Linked DNA regions of Homo sapiens: region 1 is linked to region 2. Evidence: read pairs that join two places in POLR2A ChIA-PET (ENCODE). Cell type or tissue: CD4-positive, alpha-beta T cell. All regions are shown on one strand. Links, peaks and the distances in the headings refer to the core of each region. The heading gives the core; the rest is flanking DNA. Region 1 overlaps PTPN4 (protein tyrosine phosphatase non-receptor type 4). Region 2 overlaps LOC105373583 (a long non-coding RNA gene).

Region 1 (9,968 bases), core at 2,663-6,662, 300 kb before region 2:
CATGGTTATGGAGAAAAAAACAAGAAGAAGGGGTAATGCCTAAAATTCAGATGCATTCAGGACTCCCTGGGCTGGAGTCCACAAACTACACCTGCTACTACACTGTTAGAGCTCTGTTTCCCTGACTGAACTCTGACTGATACATTAATTTTCCAGTGAAGAAAAATCAGTCTGCATCTTGCAGAGAAGTACTGCTTTAATCAAGGATGGGACCATCTACAGGATGCTCTTTCTCACTATACCCTATCCCCATGACTATTAAAGCAGCTGCCAGCAGCTGCCAGTTTCCTGCTCTGCCTTTCTCCACTTTCTGATCTTCCACCAGTACCTTCTAAAAGCAGAACCTAAGGCAAAATAATCTAGAAAATGGAATTTGTTTATCATAGCCCCTGCAAAACATAGGGCACAGGACAGGACTGGGCCTATGACAGCTCGCACATTAAATTGTATATACATAATTGTGTATATTTATAGTTTTAAAAAGTTAAGCTTTGCGTTTGTAGTCCTTAAGAACTTTAAAACATATCCAAAGCACTTTTTAATCATCAAAGTGGTTAGACATCTTGTAAATGAAGTAGGAATGGGAGAACTTTAAAACTTATCCAAAGCACTTTTTAATCATCCAAGTGGTTAGACATCTTGTAAATGAAGTAGGAATGAAGTAGGAAATGAAGTAAAAATGTTAACTGGACACAGTCCTGTCCCTAATGAGTATGCACTAAATAAACTTTTTTTCCCTTCATAATAAGCAGTGGTGGAGAATACTGGAACTGTTGTCATACTTAAAATGTTGAAATACTCTTTTGACTGACAGATGGTACTGGGACTATCAGATCTATTACTTTCTCCACCAGTCTCTTCATGTACATATCCTTATCTCTGTTCCAAAGTATCCAGAGGATTAACATCATTATTCTAATGTGGAAATACAAAACAGTGATGAACTTTAATTTATTACCTCCCTCTTAGAGGAAATATTTTCTTAGGAAAATTCAACTTGAAGTTTAAAAGTCATGGTAGTATTTCTCATTTTTCCGTTAAAATCTCATAAAAGTGCCATTCAGTTCATATTTACTGATATTTATCCATGGAAAATGGTCTTAAAATTGCTTGCTTAACTATGGAAACTGGCATTTGGCTGTTTTTATATGCATTAGATAGCTATATTTGTATATGGTTACATTTGATATACCGCAAATTTATGTTAATTCACAGTTAAGTAATGAGAATGTCTCAAATAAATGCTCTGAGAACTTTTATTAACAAACTTCATCTGAACACATTGGTGTACTTCAGAAGAAGATCAGTTTCTCTCTATCAACAATTTCCCTCTAGACAAATCAGCTTGAAAACAAATCTCCTAGTGCCAAAACCCCACCATTTTTCTGCCTTAGTTCCTTCCTCTAAACAAAAATCTGGAGCTGTTCTGTGTCTGGACATGGAGGGAGTTGAACACATCTTTCTTCATTAATGGGAGAAATGTAACTAAGCTTCATTCATCCAGGTAGAATTGGAATGTTGTCCAGTCTTTTTATTCTCTGCTTCCTTTTCTCTGCTAGAAATGTCTTGTCTCTTAGGAAGTTACACTATAATCATGTTATGTGTTGTCATTTTATCTTATAGTTCTCTTAAGACTTTATTGTTGTGCATATTTATATATTTCAGTGGGAGAACTGAAGTCCAATCAGTTCAGTATGGCAAAGAAAAGGCAAATAAAGACAGGGTATTTGCAAGGTAAGCCAAATCTGTTTCATTGTTTGAATTTTTTTAAAAAGATGGATTGAGTTTACTAAAAAGTTTTTCTAAATATTTTTTCTAAAGTTTTTCTAAATATTTCAAATTTTTGATTACAGAATTATCACAATTCTTTAACAGTAAATAATGTTGAGGGAATGATAAACTAGCTTGTCTAGTTTATTGATTCATTTTTTATATTAATAGTGTGCCAGGCATTGCAGTTCTGAATAGGCTGATCAAATATTATGTTATTAATATAATATTCTGTTCGAGGTTGCTCCACTTTTTTAAACATTTTTGAGAAATATAGTGACTTATTTCATGTTATCAAGCCATTTCCATATTTATTTAAATTATAATGTTAAGAGATAAGTTGTTTTATTTTTTGTTTTTGTTTACCATTTATTGTCTTTATTTCTTTAGGGTCTGTCATAGCCAATTTGCTTTTTTTTTTTTTTTTTTGAGACGGAGTCTTACCCTGTCATCCAGGCTGGAGTGCAGTGGTGCAATTTCAGCTCACTGCAACCTCTGCCTTCTGGGTTCAAGTGATTCTCCTGCCTCAGCCTCCCTAGTAGCTGGGATTACGCATGCCACCACACCTGGCTAATATTTTTGTATTTTTAGTAGAGATGGGGTTTACCATGTCAGCCAGGCTAGTCTCGAACTCGTGACCTCAGGTGATCCCCCCCACCTTGGCCTCCCAAAGTGCTGGCATTACAGGCATGAGCCACCACTCCCGACCTAGCCAATTTGCTTTTTAACAAGTGAAATGACATGATAAGATCTATGTTTTAGAAAATAGTATTATGAGCAATGATAGAGAATGGATTAGCGAGGAAAGCCTCGGTACCCAGAAACTATAAGGTAATTGCAGTAATCCAAGTGAAAATAATAAAGGCCTGAACAAAAACATTGGTAATGGAATGGAAAATAGGGAACAAATTTAAGGAACGTTTTGTAGGCAGAACTAGCAGAAGCTGATGACCAACTGGATACAGGTGTGTTAGAGACAAGAGTTTGTTTTCAGTGAAAATTACTTTGAGAGGCTAAGTCTTTTAATTAGTTATGTGTTTGGCATCTACTGCTATTAGAGGCTTGAGTTTTAATAAAGAGAACTAGAAAGTTTGCTTTTGATTTCACTTTGTTTAAATTTTGTTCTTAAGTCTTTATCTAAGAGACCTTCCTTCTTTGTGTTTCTGGAGTAAAGGGAGTTTTGTGTTCTTGGTTTTTTTCTTCCTCCTTCCAAAAGTGGAAATTGCTTTTTTCCCCTAGTAATATAAGTGATAGCTCATTATGTTTAAAAACTCCAACAGTATCAAAGAGCATAAAGAAAATTTATCATCCCAAGACAACTTTTTAAAAAAATTTTGATACTCATTATTCAGGATTTTTCTATGCATATACTCATAGAGACATTTTTATATATGTGTGTATATTTGTTTCCAAATTGTTTTAAACTATTTGTTGTTTGTTTTTATCATCTAGCATATCGTGCACATTTTCTTTGCTGTTCAAAAATCTAGTCATTTATAATGGCAATAAATCTTTTAACAGTTAAATTCTTTGATTGTAAACTGTAAACTTAACTTTTAGGATTCCTCCCTTTACTGAGCCACGTCCCTGCCTCCAGAGTAGGAGTTGTTGCTAAGACTTTGTAAGGATGTCACAGTAATATGTGACATACAGCTTACATTTAGTAGTCTACTATATGAGGAAATAATAGTTTATTACATTATGAATTAACATTAATAGAAGAGCCATAAATGGTAAGTTAATCTTTATTTTAAAAATCAAATGCATGAGATAATATACTTTATTTTCATTCTGTTGTGACTGATAGGAAAATTTGCACTGCAATATGAGGGGGTTGGACCAAACGGTGTCATGAGTTGTCTTCTAATCAAAAAATCCTATAATTTAAACCTGTGATAATGGAAAATCTTCACACCTAAATTACTTTGAATTCACTTATGGAAAATGAAATGAGTCCATGTATTTTTTAAAAAACGAATAACATTTCTTAAAATATTTTTCTGATTCTTAGTGTTGTAACAGCGTAGCAATATACTTAAAACTTTCCTTTCTTAACAAGTGTCTTCTTTCTGCTTGACTTTTATAAACAGTGTAGAACGTGCGATGTGGTCACTAGTTGTATGCAGCATATCCTCATACGAGTACCAGATCGTAGGCATATTTATGTATTAAGTTAATATCACATACAAATGGTTTCTTTATAAGTGTTAATGTTTTCATGTTTTGATCCTATCAGATTTTAGAAATAAGCAGAGTTATACCTGCATCTTAGTTGTTCATTTTGTGTATTCATTATTAAAATGTATAGTTGTTTAATAGGTTATTTTATAAAACAAATAGCCATGATTCCGTGAATAGTAGAGGTAAAATTTCAATATTATAAGCCTCAGATAACTCTCTTCCTTTTGTTTTTCTGGAATTGTGTGGTTCCTCTGAAATAATAAGGTATCAGCTACAATGAGGTTGTAATAGTACTGGGCTGTTTAATGATCTCTCTTTCTCTGAAAGATAAGCTTTTCTGGGATTGTTTTTCTAATATGTTAGGATCTAATTGTAATGAACAGATATATGTCTACCAAAATTCTCTAATGGTTTTAGTAATTATTAAGTTATTTTATTAAAGTACCAGATAACCTAGAGTTCTTTTTTTTTCTTTGGGTTTTAGTTGGCAATATGAGTAGATAGAAAAGGCTCCTCCTTAAACTTCTCATATAATAATTTTTTAGCAATCATTAAATGTTTTTTCTTTTTTCTGATTATCACCTCTTTGTGTTCGCCTCAGCAGCACATATACTGATTATCACCTCTTCAAATTGCTTTCACATTTTGCAGTTGTCATATAATATATCTAAGAAAAGAGAAAAACAATGTTCTCATACAACAGAAAAATAAGGTGCCCTAGACAGAAAAGAAGCTTACCACATCGCAAACACACTGATGCTGTGTGGTATTTTTTTCTCTGAAATTTCCACACTCAACAGGAAACATAGACAGCAAGCTTGAGTGGGTGGGTCCCTGAGGTTAAAACTGTTAATAAAATAAAATACATGAAGTTTGGTTTTAAGTTCAAAGTGTCCAGCCATGTTTAGTCCATTAACAGCAATAAAGTGTTCTGACGCTTCAGACTAGGTGAGTGTGCTGGAATTTTTTTTCTTCAAATGACTTTTTCCAGCTTTTAGAAAATGAAAGTAGTTGATCTATTGATTACAGTTAGTGAACTTTCATACAGCTTACATTTCGTAGTTTAATATTTGAGGAAATAATAGTTTATTACATTATGAATTAGCATTAATAGAGCCATAAATGTTAATCTTTATTTTAAAAATCAAAGTTTTATGCATGAGGTAATATACTTTATTTTCATTCTGTTGTGACTGATAAGAAAATTTGCACTGCAATATGAGGGAGTTGAACTAAACGGTGTCATGAGTTGTCTTCAAATCAAAAAATCCTATAATTTAAACCTGTGATAATGGGAAATGTTCACACCTAAATTACTTTGAATTCACTTACGGAAAATGAAATCTGAGTCAATGTATCTTTTTTAAAACTAATAACATTCCATGTCTTATAAAATGCCTACAAGATTTTTGATTAAGGAAATGTCATTAGGCCAAACTAAAAAAGTTTTAGCTATGAATTGCTGAAATGACAGGACACTTCTGTGGTGTAGATTCATAAGTAACTTAAATTTTTCGTGGTTTAGTAAAATTAATAGGCTAAAATATTGCCCTGAAAATTTGGATATTCATAAATCATAAAATTCAGGAGGTAGGGAGAGACCTATGGGTCATATTATGCTAATAAATTTATACATTTAGATACAGAAACATAAGAGGTCTGTCTAATAGGAAGCCACATCTAGAATTCAGAGTCCTTATCATTATTTTAATGCTTCCTACTGTACACATAATAACAATTTGTTCAGTTCTCTTTGGTCAGTGTTATTGTGCGTGTTAGTCCGACATTTCTTTTTACACGTTTAACATATTGGAAAGGAAATTCTAGCAGGCAGTGAAACTTCAAACTTCATGAGATCATTATGTATCAGAATTCTAATGTTATTAAGTTTTAATGTAATCAGATGAGTTAATATTGCATTTGCTTTGTGCCTTCCTTGGTAATTGTTTTTTTTTTTTTAGCCATACAGAAGTGTATACATAGTACATGATGAGAGAAAAATATCCCAATGAGCTAAAAAAGCAAGTCCAATACTACCTGCAATTCTTTATCAATATAAGAAAATCTGAAAATAAATCCAAAGTCACACAACAAAGGCCTATGATTCTTATTAACTATAACCAAAAATAGTCTTCATTTTTAAATTTTACTCAAATAGGTATTTCTACCTAAATTTTTATGATCTGATTTTTGTAGGAAGACAACAGGATGTTTCATTTTTTGTAAATTGTGCTGGAATGGAAAATACATATAGTTTTTATATGCTTCAGTTAATTACTGAAATATAAAACTGTTTACAAGATGATTTATTATATACTTTATATATGTAGCTTAAATTATTCGCCTCCACATTAACTCTGCACTTCATAAAGCCAGGCATTTAAAGAAATAACATATATTTTCAGCTAATTTTGTCTATTATCTGAATTTGCATATAAAAAATACTTTATTTGTTAACATTCCTAAAATTCTAAGGGTTTATGATCTCTGCATAGATCAGTATCTTTTGATCTGAATGAATCAATATGAAGATCTTTCTTTCTTTCTTTCTTTTTTTTTTTTTTTTTTTTTTTTTTGAGACAGGGTTTTACTCTTGTCACCCAGGTTGGAATGCAGTGGTGCTATCACAGCTCACTGCAGTCTCAAATTCCTGGACTCAAGTTGATCCTCTGACTTCAGCCTCCCAAGTAGCTTGGACTACAGGCACTTGCCATCATACCCAGCTAATTTATTTTTTGTAGAGACAGAGTCTCCTTATGTTGCCCAAGCTGGTCTTGAATTCCTAAGTTCCAGTGATCCTCCCACCTGGGCCTCCCAAAGTGCTGGGATTGCAGCACTGAGCCACCTCGCGCATCCAAGATCTTTTTTTAAAACATCACTTAGTTTTCATCTTTATCATTAGGATAGCTGATAATATATAGATTGGTAACAAAACATATCCTTTTACTCCCCACCAATAGACAGAATTATTAACCCTCCAAAATGTTTTTGGAAAAAAGGGAAAAATCCACTAACCTACTATATGTAAACAATTTTTTAAGTAGATAAAATGTAATATGCATAATTATTTTTGTTCTGTCTTCATTGAGGCAGAGGATTGGGATTTAGTTATAGAAGCATTCAGGAGATAATGTGCGAGGAGTTATTTAATACATCCCAAGATAAGCTAGTGTTCCAGATACTCTGGAATAGAAGTAGGTAGTATCTGTCTTGTCAGTAACATCTGAGAAAACATTTGGTAGCAAACCCTTCCCTTTTTACCTTTGTCCTTCCTTTTCTTGTTTCTTCTGTTTTTCTCATCCTTCTTATTGTCTATCTTACTCTTCCTAGCCTGTCTTACCTTTATTCTTCATATAAAGCCAATGTACATTCTTAGGAAGTTATTTGGTAAATAGCCTCTAAATGCATTAATTTTTTACAAGTAAACTCTTTATGTTGCTCATCTAGAACATAATCTCTGAAAACAAATTGTAGGATTTGATTCATGGTTTGGGGTATAAAAATAAAACTTTTAACATATTATTTAATTTATTTCTGCAGATCCCCAAGTAAGCCCTTGGCACGGAAATTAATGGATTGGGAAGTAGTAAGCAGAAATTCAATATCTGATGACAGGTTAGAAACACAAAGTCTTCCATCACGATCTCCACCGGGAACTCCTAATCAGTAAGTGTGAATTTTGTGACCAACATCAGGTGTGAATTTTGCTAATTTCTAATTATTGGCTGTATATTTTTATGCCTGAAGACAAAGATACGCAAAAATTGAATTCTTTTGGTGAAACATGATTTTTGTTGCTCCAGAGCATTATTTTCTCTTTGCCTGCTGCTCTTTGCAGAAGTAACATGGTATAGACTTGCGGAATGAGAGTAGCGCATTGAATAAGGACCCTCCACTCTCACTCTCCTCAACAGTTAACTTTCGCAGTTAAGAGTCCCTGATAAATGAAGATCTGTTAGACTTAAAATCTTGTATGGTTGTTGTTGACATACTCATTTTTCATGTGGATTCCCAGCAGAATTTCTAGGGGAGCATATATTGTTTGAAAATGCTTTGCAAGTGATTGGGATTCTCTTAAACCCCCAGCTCAACCATGGCTTCAGCACGTTCTATGGCCTAGGAAAAGGGGTTTCCAGCACCAGTCCCCATAAGCTTAGCTCTCCCTGAGCTAAAAAGCACTGTGTGATTCAGCACTTACCGTATATGTACTTCAGTCTGACATTGCTCACAAAAGTTGTATGTTTTGGTATAAATGATTATAAGTTCATAAACTAGCCAAATGTACCAGCCAAAGATGTTGATTATCTTAATTTGATAATATTACAAATGTTGTATGTAATTAAGATAATGGTAAACAATTGTGTGCCACCATATTAACATACTTAGTTAACCCATAAGGTTCACTTATAAAATACTTGAATTTTGGTATGAAATATAATATTTGAAGATGTCTTTTTTCATAAATGTTTTACACACATTAATGTTTAATAAATTTGTATAAAATTCTAAACGTGGCTGGGTGCAGTGGCTCATTCCTGTAATCCCAGCACTTTGGGAGGCCAAAGTGTGTGGATTCCTTAAGGTCAGGAGCTCAAGACCAGCCTGGTGAACATAGTGAAACCCCATCTTTACAAAAACATACAAAAATTAGCTGAGCATGGTGGCGTGCACCTGTCAGGGGGGTGGGGCAGGGATTGCTAGAACCCAGGAGGAAGAGGTTGCAGAGTTGAGATCACACCACTGCACTTCAGCCTGGACCACAGAGTGAGACCCTGTCTCAAAAAAAAAAAAAAAAAAATCTAACAGCTAGAGCATTGAAGGCTATTATCAGCTGAAGAATAAAGTTCTACCATATCAGAACAGTTTATACATAAACAGTTTGGTTCACAGAGCTTTAATACTTAACGTGTTAAAGTTACTCCTAGAAAAAAATGGACTTAGTAATTTCTGTCTTGCCAATTTCAGGTTGCTTTTATCATTTTTTCTTATAAATGATTACATATATTCAAAGCCTCATTAGCTTGTCTGAAGAAAATTCAGACCTTGTTTTTCTCTTCCCTTTTGCACAAACAGCCATTTCTCCATTTGTACCAGCAACACTAAACAATAATAGCAAGTTATAGAAAATAATAGCAAGTTAAGCCAAAGTACTCAAGTAACTAATTAACAGTAGCTCTGTTTAAGTTTTCTGGTTAATGAAACAATTTCAGGTATAATCTAAAAAGATTTTTTAAAATTCTGAAGAGATAGTACAAGGTGGTGGTTAAGAGCATGGGCCCTGGAATCACTGTATGCTTGAACTTGGGCAAGTTAATCTCTGTCTCATTTTTCTCATCTACAAAATTATATTTATAATAATGTCTTTCTTATAGTACTGTTATGAGGATTAAATGAAATGCTTAGAGAAATGTCTGACACATACATAAATACTGAAATATTGTAATTAAAAATTGTAATAACACTACTTTGTGTGACTGTCAAGAGGATGGCAATATAGTATTCAGTATCTACTCTAAGGCTTCAAAGAAAGTCCCATAAATAAAAACATTTATAACAATTAAAAAATAATTCAGACTAGAATATATTTCTAAATGATTTATTCTAATCCCTTTATTTTATAAATGCTGAGTAAGACAAAATCATAGTGACTAACACCTAGAAACATGAAGGCACTTAGAGATAGTAGGTAACTTTATGGGTAGAATCCTTGGCAGATTGTTGATTGTAACTCAGATCACTGACTTCCCATTCTCTGTTCCCTCTGTTTATATCACACTGTCTTTTTCAGAGATTGCTTAGTCAACATGGCTTGACTTAAAAACACATACCCCCTTTCTGATGTAACCATATATTAAGAAACTTGGAAATTTTGAATTGAAGCATATTTTTATTCAGTTTTTCTCCCTCTTTATTTAGTCGAAATTCTACATTCACGCAGGAAGGAACCCGGTTACGACCATCTTCAGTTGGTCATTTGGTAGACCATATGGTTCATACTTCCCCAAGCGAAGTGTTTG
Region 2 (9,968 bases), core at 2,448-6,447:
TGACTACCCCACCCAAAGTCATTCTCTCACTTGCGTCTCCTTATTTCTCCTTTTTTTATATGGTCACTTTAGAAAAAGCTGGAAAACGCAGACTCGTTTAAAGAAAGAAAATGCTGTAGTCTTAGCACCTACAGAAGATCACTGTGAACATTTTACTGTGTTTTTCCTTCCAGTCGGTCTACTCGGCAAAGAGATGTCATCCTCCACATACCCATTTGATTCTGCTTTTTTACTTATGGTTAATTCTAAAACTCACTTCACATTTTAACGTCTCTGGATCTTGCACTGTACAGTGGCTGATGTTTTACAGGCACTGTCAGCTGGTGTTAACATTCAGTTCTTTCTAGAGGTGGTTGTATTTGTTTCTGCCAGTCACCTGGGGGCACTGCCAACTTGACATAACCTTAAACTTAAATTCAGTTACAGCATTTGCTTGAGGTGTTTCCAGACCATATGTTTGTGCAAATTCAGACTCAAACCAGCATGAGTACTGGCTTGTGCACGTCCTCAGGGGCAGTTTTGTTCCCTCCCTGCATCCGGGTCCATGGCTGGGACACTGGCTCTTTCTGCCTGACGAGGCTGTTTATCATTCTCCTCCCACCAAAGAAATAGCCCTTTAGGATCCCAGCTTTACTTAGACGTCCCTTATTAAATAACCATTCTGGGTATTTTTTTCTTCCTTAAAGGTACGTGAAATGGTGGTGTGTTCTCTAATCAACAGTGTCTTAAATGTGATGAAATGCCATAGATAGAAACACTTCTCAGATTTCCATAAACATGTGAGCATGTTTTCAGTGGCCCCACAATATTACATTAAGGGTAGTGCAATACTTTACTCACCCATTGCATTGTGTATTTGAGTTAGTTTCATTCTTTTATGAAATGAAGGGACTGCGCTCTATCTTACGGCTTCTTTGCATCCAGATTGTTTTTAAGGGTAGATTCTCAGACACAGACATGCCATGGTGAAGGAATGAATACAGTAGTCCCCCCTTATCTGAGGTTTATCTTTCCAAGTTTTCATTTACCTGCAGTACACCGAGGTTTGAAAATATTAAATGGAAAATTCCAGAAATAACTCCTAAATTTTAAATGACACTCTGTTCTGAGTAGCGTGACAAAATCTTGCTCCATCTAGCCTGGGACGTGACCCCTCTCTTTGTCCAGCATCTTCACACCGGGCGTGCTCCCTGGGCGATCACATCAGCTGCCGCCAGATCACTGTCCCTCTGTTCAGGTCACCCGTGTTTGACTTAATAATGGCTCCAAAGCACAAGAGTACTGTGCCTAATTTACAAATTAAACTCTATCGTAGGTGTGTATGCACAGGGAAATACATAGTGTGTATAGGGGTTTGGTACTATCTGCGGCTTTGGGCATCTACTGGGGGTCTTGGAACATATCCCCTATGGATAAGGGGGGACAACTTCATTCTAAAGACCCTTGACACATAAAGCCTAGTGTGTCTTTTTTTTTCCTTTTTTTTTTTTTTTTTTTTTTTAGATGGAGTCACTCTGTCACCCAGGCTGGAGTGCAGTGGACTGATCTCGGCTCACTGCAATCTCCACTTCCTGAGTTCAAGCAATTCTCCTGCCTCAGCCTCCTGAGTAGCTGGGTGGTACAGGTGCACCACTATGCCTAGCTAATTTTTGTATTTTTAGTAGAGATGGGGTTTCACCATCTTAGCCAGGTTGGTCTCAAACTCCTGACCTCAGGTCATCTGTCAGCCTTGGCCTCCCAAAGTGCTGGGATTCCAGGCGTGAGCCACTGTGCCCAGCCTTTTATTCTGTTTTCTGTGTTATCTTTGAGGAAATGGAGTCAGTGCCACCCCGAGTTGTGGTGTGAGTCTGCTTGTATTGATAGCAGCTGGCAGAGCTTATTTAGAAAACTCCACAGGGTTGAAGAATTAAAGAGGCTGAAATCAAAGGTAGACTCAAGTATAGGGCTGTATAATATTAAAAGTCAACTAAAAACAGGGCTAGTGTTGACATGTTTGTGAGTGTGCAAATGCAGAAGTCAGGGTTTTCCGCGTCAGATCACAGCCTTCAAATGTTATGAACAACACAGTGAGCATTGGGATCATTTAATTTGAGGCATTCACATATAATTAAATATAATTAATTCAAACTAATATTTTGTGGAGGTGAGTGGGAAGCTTCCTGAATTATGGAATTAGGCAATCCAGGTATCAATTGTACTTAAGTTGACATTACTAAAATATTTTCAAAAGTTTTCATGTACAATTTAAGTTTTTTCCCCAGTCTTATTTGCACTCTTAATTTACTCAGCAAAACATTTTTTTCTTGGACAAAGGTCATTCCCAGCCCGGCTCTCACCTGGCTTTGTCATAAATTCCAAGAGAGTGTGATGTGGACAAATGATGTGCTTCCTGCGTCAGAAACAGACGTTTGTAAAATTGTAATCCTAATTTCACTCTGGGTTGCCTTTCATTCTTCCATTGCCAGGTGCAAAGCAGCAAAAAAGTAAAATAAAATAAATGCCTCTGCACGCCACTGAGAGCCAGGCCCTGGAGTTACCCCATGAACAGTGTGGGGCTCCTGACTTAAAGGGGCATCCAGCAGTATAGCAGGCAGCACGGCCTGATGACTCGGGCCACAGGAGCATGGCCCTCCCCTGTCAAAGCTGACTTCTCGTTTCTCAGGACAAAATCCATACGCTTTACCGTGCCCTTCAAGGCCCTGGCTGACCGGCCGTGGCCCATCTCCCTGGCCTCACCTCACTGCCCATGGGGCTCCTATGGCCACCTCAGCTTCTTTCTGCTCCTCAGACTCCCAGACTGGAGCCGTTGCTGCCTCAGGGTGTTGCTTTATGTGTTTTCACAGATGCCTTTAGGGGAGATAGACCTAAAAGAGTCTGGGCAACATGCACAGCCTCCAAGCAGTTCACTCATCACTCAGCTACTATGGCCAGACTGCCTGCTAGTGCCCGGTAGGTGCCAGGCCCTGGGGAAGGAAGCAATGCCCTGTGGCCCTTGTTCCCAAGGACCGAGCACTTTTCCACGCAGTTAAGGTGCACAAACACAAAACACCGAATAACGCTGAAAGAGCCCAAGAGAGGACCAGAGGTCACTGGGCTGAATATGATGAAAAGTCAACTAAAAACCAGAAAAAAAAAAAAAAAAACATTGGAAATAAGCTATAGGGCAGCGATCAGGGAGAAGCTTGTGCTCTGAGCTGCAACAGAACCCCAAGGAGACCACTATCAAGAGGGTGCCCTGGTGTAGTTAAGCATGGGCCAAAGAAGGGACCACCTGGGTTCAAACTTGGCCTTGTCATTTCAGCAGCTGTGTGTCCTTGACCAAATGGCTCAGCCTCTCTGAGTCTAGGTTTTCTCATCTGTACAATGGGGATAATAATATCTACTTCACAGGATAGAGGTGAGATAATAGAGATACAGGCCTGGCACATTCAGTAGATGCCCGCATGGGCACGTACTCCCCTCCCACGCCCCACCCTGTGCTGGTGTAGAAGAGAGTGCCCAGGAAGATCTGTGCTCGAGTCAGCTGGGCATAACTAAGGACACCTTAAATTGTGTAACCAGGTGACAGGCACCTCATTCATTCTCCACCCTGGGGCTGGTTCTGCTTTATAAATTAAGGGGGCCAGGGTGGCCCAGAGGTCCCCAGATGCAGGTCCAAATGCAGCATTGCTGGCTACATACAGGCAGATTCTGGGGCCTCACCCCGAGAATCTTGGTGATTCAGACTCACCAAGTCAGAATCCTTGCGGGTGAGGCTCGGAAACCATTTTTGTAAGTCTTCCCAGGTGATTCCAAGTACAGCCAGGTCTTCGCACCCACACAGCCAGACGGCCCCTGAAAAGCTTTCTCAGCCTTTGCAGTCTGTTTCTGGCCGCATCAAATGTGCTGAGCAGTGTGGGTTTGGTTCAGTGTTCATCCCCCACTTTCATCAGAGACAGGGGGCTTCTCTTGGTCCTCACTCATGGGAGGAAGCCGCAAGCGGAGACGACTAAGTGGAGAAATAAATCTCTAGCAGCTGCCTGCTGCCCTGCTCTGGAGGTTGTCTGCGAGGAGGAGAAACGGCTAACTTCCAAGAACTGGGGTGCTTTCTCCCCACCTATCAGCTGAATCGAAACTGAAAATATGCCTCCGAGGCTGGAGATCCGTGACAGGCTTGAAACCTTGACAAGCCAACCCTTCTCATGTGGCTGCTTTCCACCTAAGAAAGAAAATGAAACTCCTCGGAGTTCCTGCTGGTTTTAGATTTTTCTCTGGTACAAACAAAAATTATTTACTGTCACTGAGGTTCTTTCCAGATTACCCCAAACAGCCATAACTTTCCCAGCTTTATCTGGGGGGTATTTGGTGTGGTGAATTGCTGTTCATATAGTGAATTCCTATTGCATATCCAGCGTTACTAGATTTCCCCCGTGAAGACAGGTCATCTCTTGAGCTCTGAGTGCTCTTACAGAGCAGGGGGGTTGAAGAAAGAGGTTCTCCCTGATGGTTTCTGAGTGGGTGCTTTAAAAAGCTCAGTAAGAGCCTGGCACAGTGGCTCATGCCTATAATCCCAGCACTTTGGGAGGCCAAGGTGGGTGGATCACCTGAGGTCAGGAGTTCGAGACCAGCCTGGCCAACATGGTGAAACCCCGTCTCTACTAAAAATACAAAAATTAGTTGAGCATGGTGGTGCATGCCTGTAATGCCAGCTACTCAGGAGGCTGAGGCTGGAGAATCACTTGAACCTGGGAGGCAGAGGTTGTAGTGAGCCAAAATTGTGCCATTGTACTCCAGCATGAGCAACGAGCGAAACGCCATCTAAACAAAACAAAACAAAACACCTCAGTAAGAGTGGAAGTGGTTTACGACTATTGATGCCACAACAACAGATACATCAGCAAAAGGAAACTTCAGGAACAATATGGTCGGGATGGAGGTGTTGGACGTTGTTTTTTCTTTTAATTAACAAAAAAACAGGAACACATTTAGTAGTAAACAGAGGGCCCAGTTTTCTCTTTTTGGTCTGAAAGGGGCTTCAAAAAATTGTATTCAGTGTTAAATAGAATAACAATGGCAATGAAGATAGTGAGAAGCGCTACCATCTGTTTAGCATGATGTCCGCGTGGGGACTGGGGGAGAGATTTGCTCCCATTACGGGGGAGACTGAGGCTCAGAAGGGTCAAGTGCCTGGCCTAGGCACCTCGTCCTGTTAGAGGAGGGCACAGCTGCCTGCTGCCCCTCCTTCCCCATCTCTGCCTCTCTAATCTTCCTTGAGGAAGATTCCATCAGAGGTTTTAGTTACATATTCCTACACCATGCCTGGAACATAGTAGGTACTCAATAAATCCAACTTTTCCTGAGTTAGTGGTGAGGAAAAGCTGGACTCAGGATCAGGCTGCCTGTGAAGTCTGGCCTGTAGCTTGCCAGCTGTCCCAGCTTCAGGGTCCTCACACCCAGATGTGTGTGTAGTAACAGAGCACTTCTTGCCTGCAACAGTGCCTGGTTCCCAGTGTATGCCAGTTGACTGATCCGTATTATTATTTTATCTTAAGAGGACTTCCAGCCTCCAGAACTGTTGATGAATAAATGTTTGCTGTTTAAGCTACCAGTGTGTGATACTTTGTTATGGCAGCTTGAACAGACCAGAATATTTAGAAAATAATTATTTAAAAAGGACCTTTTTTTTTTTTTGAGTTGGAGTCTCGCTCTGTCGCCCAGGCTGGAGTGCAGTGGTGCAGTCTCAGCTCACTGCACGCTCCACCTCCTGGGTTCACGCCATTCTCCTGCCTCAGCCTCCCGAGTAGCTGGGACTACAGGTGCATGCCACCACGCCCGGCTAATTTTGTTTTTGTATTTTTAGTAGAGACGGGGTTTCACTGTGTTAGCCAGGATGGTCTCGATCTCCTGACCTCATGATCCGCCCACCTCGGCCTCCCAAAGTGCTGGGATTACAGGCGTGAGCCACCGCGCCTGGCCTAAAAAGAACTTCTAAGCAGACATTTGATAGAGCACTGACATGGGTGGACGTTCATTCTGACCCATCTCTGTGCTGCGGTGGAGGCAGGCTGCTCTGGGAATGGCCGTGTGCAGGATTGCTGATGCCCGGGGTGGGGTGCCCTCCTGTTTAGAGAGGGGTGCTGTTACAGCAGTCAGGCTCTCTTTGATCTTTACCCATTGGTCTGCAGACTCCCCGTTAACCCTGGCAATGCTTCGCCATCTTATCTGCCCCCTTTCTTTCTTGGATTAAAAAGAGGCCCTAGGCAATACCATTCAGGACATAGGCATGGGCAAAGACTTCATGACTAAAACACCAAAAGCAATGGCCACAAAAGCCAAAATTGACAAATGGGATCTAATTAAACTAAAGAGCTTCTGCACAGCAAAAGAAACTATCATCAGAGTGAACAGACAACCTACAGAATGGGAGAAAATTTTTGCAATCTATCCATCTGACAAAGGGCTAATATCCAGAATCTATAAGGAACTTTAACAAGTTTATAAGAAAAAAGCAACCCCACTCAAAAAATGGGCAAAAGATATGAATGGACACTTCTCAAAAGAAGACATTTTTGCAGCCAACAAACATATGAAAAAAAGCTCATCATTAGAGAAATGGTCATTAGAGAAATGCAAATCAAAACCATAATGAGATACCATCTCATGCTAGTTAGAATGGTGATCATTAAAAAGTCAGGCAACAACAGATGCTGGAGAGGATGTGGAAAAATAGGCATGCTTTTACACTGTTGGTGGGAGTGTAAACCAGTTCAACCATTGTGAAAGACAGTGTGGCGATTCCTCAAGGATCTAGAACAAGAAATACCATTTGACCCAACAATGCCATTACTGGGTATATAACAAAAGGATTATCAATTATTCTACTATAAAGACGCATGCACACGTATGTTTATTGCAGCACTGTTCACAATAACAAAGACTTGGAACCAACCCAAATGCCCATCAATGATAGACTGGATAAAGAAAACATGGCACATATACACCATGGAATACTATACAGCCATCAAAAAGGATGACTTCATGTCCTTTGCAGGGACATGGATGAAGCTGGAAACCATCATTCTCAGCAAACTAACACAGGAACAGAAAACCAAACACTGCTTGTTCTCCCTCATAAGTGGGAGTTGAACAGTGAGAGCACATGAACACAGGGAGGGGAACATCACACACTGGGGCCTGCCAGGGGGTTGGGGGTTAGGGGAGGGATAGCATTAGGAGAAATACGTAATGTAGATGACGGGTTGATGGGTGCAGCAAACCACCATGGCTCTTGTATACCTATGTAACAAACCTGCATGTTCTGCACATGTATCTCAGAACTTAAAGTATAATAATAAAAAAAAAAAAGGGAGAAAAAAAAAAAAAAGAAAGAGGCCTTCTGGAAGTTGTGTTCTAACCCCTGTGAAGATCAGTGTTTTGCATGTAGCTTTGGAGATGCGATGGGAGTGTGAAAAGTCACTTACTGTTTGGGTCTGTGCTAAGAGCCCACCCACTTCGTGCCAGTGGAGCACCTCCTGCAGCATTCCACAAGGAGTGCCGTCTCTAGATAGCATGTGAGAGGGTGGGCAGCACGGGTCAGTGTGGAGACCCAGGTGCCATGTCCCCACCTGCAAGACTGGATTCTAGCTTTTATTTTGTCCCAACCCCTCATTTGGACACAGCTGGATTCCTCTCTTAAGATAAAATAATAATACGGATCACTTAATAATAATACGGATCCCAGTGGCATACACTGGGAACCAGGCACTGTTGCAGGCAAGAAGTGCTCTGTTACTGCACACACGTGTGGGTGTGAGGACCCTGAGGCTGGGAGAGCTGGCAGGCTACAGGCCAGGCTTCACAGGCAGCCTGATCCTGAGTCCAGCTTTTCCTCACCACTAACTCAGGAAAAGTTGGATTTATTGAGTACCTACTATGTTCCAGGCATGGTGTAGGAATATGTAAGTAAAACCTCTGATGGAATCTTCCTCAAGGAAGATTAGAGAGGCAGAGATGGGGAAGGAGGGGCGTCAGGCAGCTGTGCCCTCCTGTATCAGAACGAGGGGCTGTCGGGCCAGGCTGAGGAGGACAGAGGCTGCAGAACCCCAGAGAGTCTCAGCTCTCCAGCCCAGGTGCAGCTGCCCCTTGGGCAGACAGCCTGGAACACATCTGCTCATTAGTAGCCTACCCAGGCAGCTGGCCGAGCGCCTGTCCCTGAAGGCCTCCCTGAGCTCAGAGGCTCCCGAGCCCTGGCACTGTGGGTGCAATCCCCAGAGCTGCTTTCCCAGGCTCGTTGCACAGGCAAGTGCAGCCCAGGTGTCTGACAACTTTGGCTTCAGCGTCATGGCCTCCACATCGAAGCCGTTGTGGGACACCCAGGAGTCTGAGCTCAGCAGTGAGCTCGGAGCTTGAGCTTGAGCTTGGGTTGCAGAATCCAAAAATCAATTAATGTGGGGCTTGGGGGGAAATCTGTCTGACCGGTGGTTTGGCAAAATCTTCAATCACTGTGAGACAGAAGATGTGTGCTGCGTGCTGTGGCTATGGTGCGCATGGCTGCAGCTGCTGCCAAATAGGAAAGGCCCCCACAGTGCCTCCATCCCCCAGCCCTGCCTTTCCTCCCAAGTGCAGTGGGGGTGTCTTGAGGCGAGGGGCTCTCTAGGCACTATGCCTCCTCCATAGTCCTCCAGACCCCCTTTACTTGAAGACTAAGCAACTAGCCCTTTGGCAGTCAGTTCTAAGGGTGAGGGGCCTGAAGTGTCAGCAAGGGTCAGAGCCAGGCGCCTGGCAGAGGCTGGAGGGGCAGAGGCAATGGTGATGGGAGCCAGTGAGGCCAGAGCATGAGCCAAATCTCCCCTCTGATCATTTTGGACCAAGTGCAGTGAGCATGAGTTGGAGGTGTCCTCAAATTGCAATCCTCTGGGGTCTTCCTCTGTCTCTTCTTTTCGGGTGAGTTTGGCAGCGGATGTGAGGAAGGTGCTCTTCATCAGTCGCTGGGTTCATGAATGGTCCTCATTTCCTGAATCCTTCTGGATCATTCTCTGAATTCAGCAGGGGCATGTCTCCCTGGGCTGACGGGTGGGGCTCCAGGTGCATCTGGCTGCAGCACTCTGGGAGGGGGCCCGAGGTGCATGCAGATCTTGAGTGGGTCTCAGAGAAAGAGACACACAGGCCCCACATGCGTGTGCACACGCACACATGGGCATGAATGTGGGTACGAGGCATGTGTGCTCCACACGCTGACTTCACTGGGAACACTGACCCCAGCTGCAGAGAGACCGGAGCAAGGGCTGAGGGAGGCAGAGTGAAGGAGCGCTCATCCCTGGGAGGGCGCCTGGGAGGAGAAGTGAGTCATTGACCAGTGGTCATGGTGAGTTTGCCTTACGGAGCCATCTCTGGAGCCTGAGGTCACAGGGTCTCTGGAACTGGCCCTTCAAGTTCCTGGGAAGGGTTTTGACAGGGAAGTCGTCCACAAGGGCTTTCCCCCACTGGAACACTGCCTAGCCTTCTCAGAAACGCCCCATGTCTGTGGCAGGCTTGGTGTTCCTCCTGCCATTCCAGGCTTTCTGCTGCCCCTCCCCTCCCCTCCCCTCCCTTCCCCTCCCCTCTCCTCTCCTTTCCTTTCCTTTTTTTAAATAGAGATGGGGTCTCCTCATGTTTTCCAAACTGGTCGCAAACTCCTGGGCTCAAGCAGTCCTCCCACCTTGGCCTCCCAAAGTGCTGGGATTACAGGTGTGAGTCACCTTGCCCAGTAATTTGTGTAAGCATATACCTTGGATTCTCTACTAAACCGCCTAGTCTTGCCAGTCACTTCCTAGTCTTTCCTGCCTCCTGGCCTTCCTTTATCTCAGTCCCCTGCTGCCTGGAATGCTCTAATTCTCTCTCTTTCTCTCCCTCTTTTGTGTTTGTCAGAATCCTCATTGTTTTTTAAGCCCACTCAAGCCTCAAGCTCCACCTCTCCCAGGAAACATGGGGGCCTACTTTAGTCGAAGAAG

What was found. Peaks named below come from ENCODE experiments on the same cell type or tissue, not always from the same donor. Only the 100,000 strongest peaks of a DNase experiment are listed, where the experiment ranks them.
Region 1: POLR2A ChIA-PET joins it to region 2 with 5 read pairs; 3 of 35 experiments call an interaction of 5 or more read pairs at or near these places.

The regions. Positions count from the first base shown.
Region 1 is chr2:119,924,933-119,934,900 of GRCh38, forward strand. PTPN4 (protein tyrosine phosphatase non-receptor type 4) reads left to right here. Exons shown (of 27, transcript NM_002830.4): 13 at 1,666-1,734; 14 at 7,492-7,617; 15 at 9,868-9,968. Among named protein-coding and RNA genes, the nearest start is that of EPB41L5, 83 kb to the right of the region's middle. In CD4-positive, alpha-beta T cell, for the core only: no CTCF peak of the experiment used is centred there; a DNase peak (open chromatin) is centred at 4,749; H3K4me3 peaks cover 2,373 bases; H3K27ac peaks cover 3,013 bases.
Region 2 is chr2:120,228,338-120,238,305 of GRCh38, forward strand. It overlaps LOC105373583 (a long non-coding RNA gene), which reads right to left. Exons shown (of 3, transcript XR_923259.3): 2 at 9,955-9,968; 3 at 6,859-9,414. Among named protein-coding and RNA genes, the nearest start is that of TMEM185B, 9.9 kb to the left of the region's middle. RefSeq lists enhancers at 2,821-2,870, 3,603-3,812, 4,053-4,402, 9,566-9,968. In CD4-positive, alpha-beta T cell, for the core only: no CTCF peak of the experiment used is centred there; a DNase peak (open chromatin) is centred at 4,144; H3K4me3 peaks cover 2,529 bases; H3K27ac peaks cover 2,752 bases.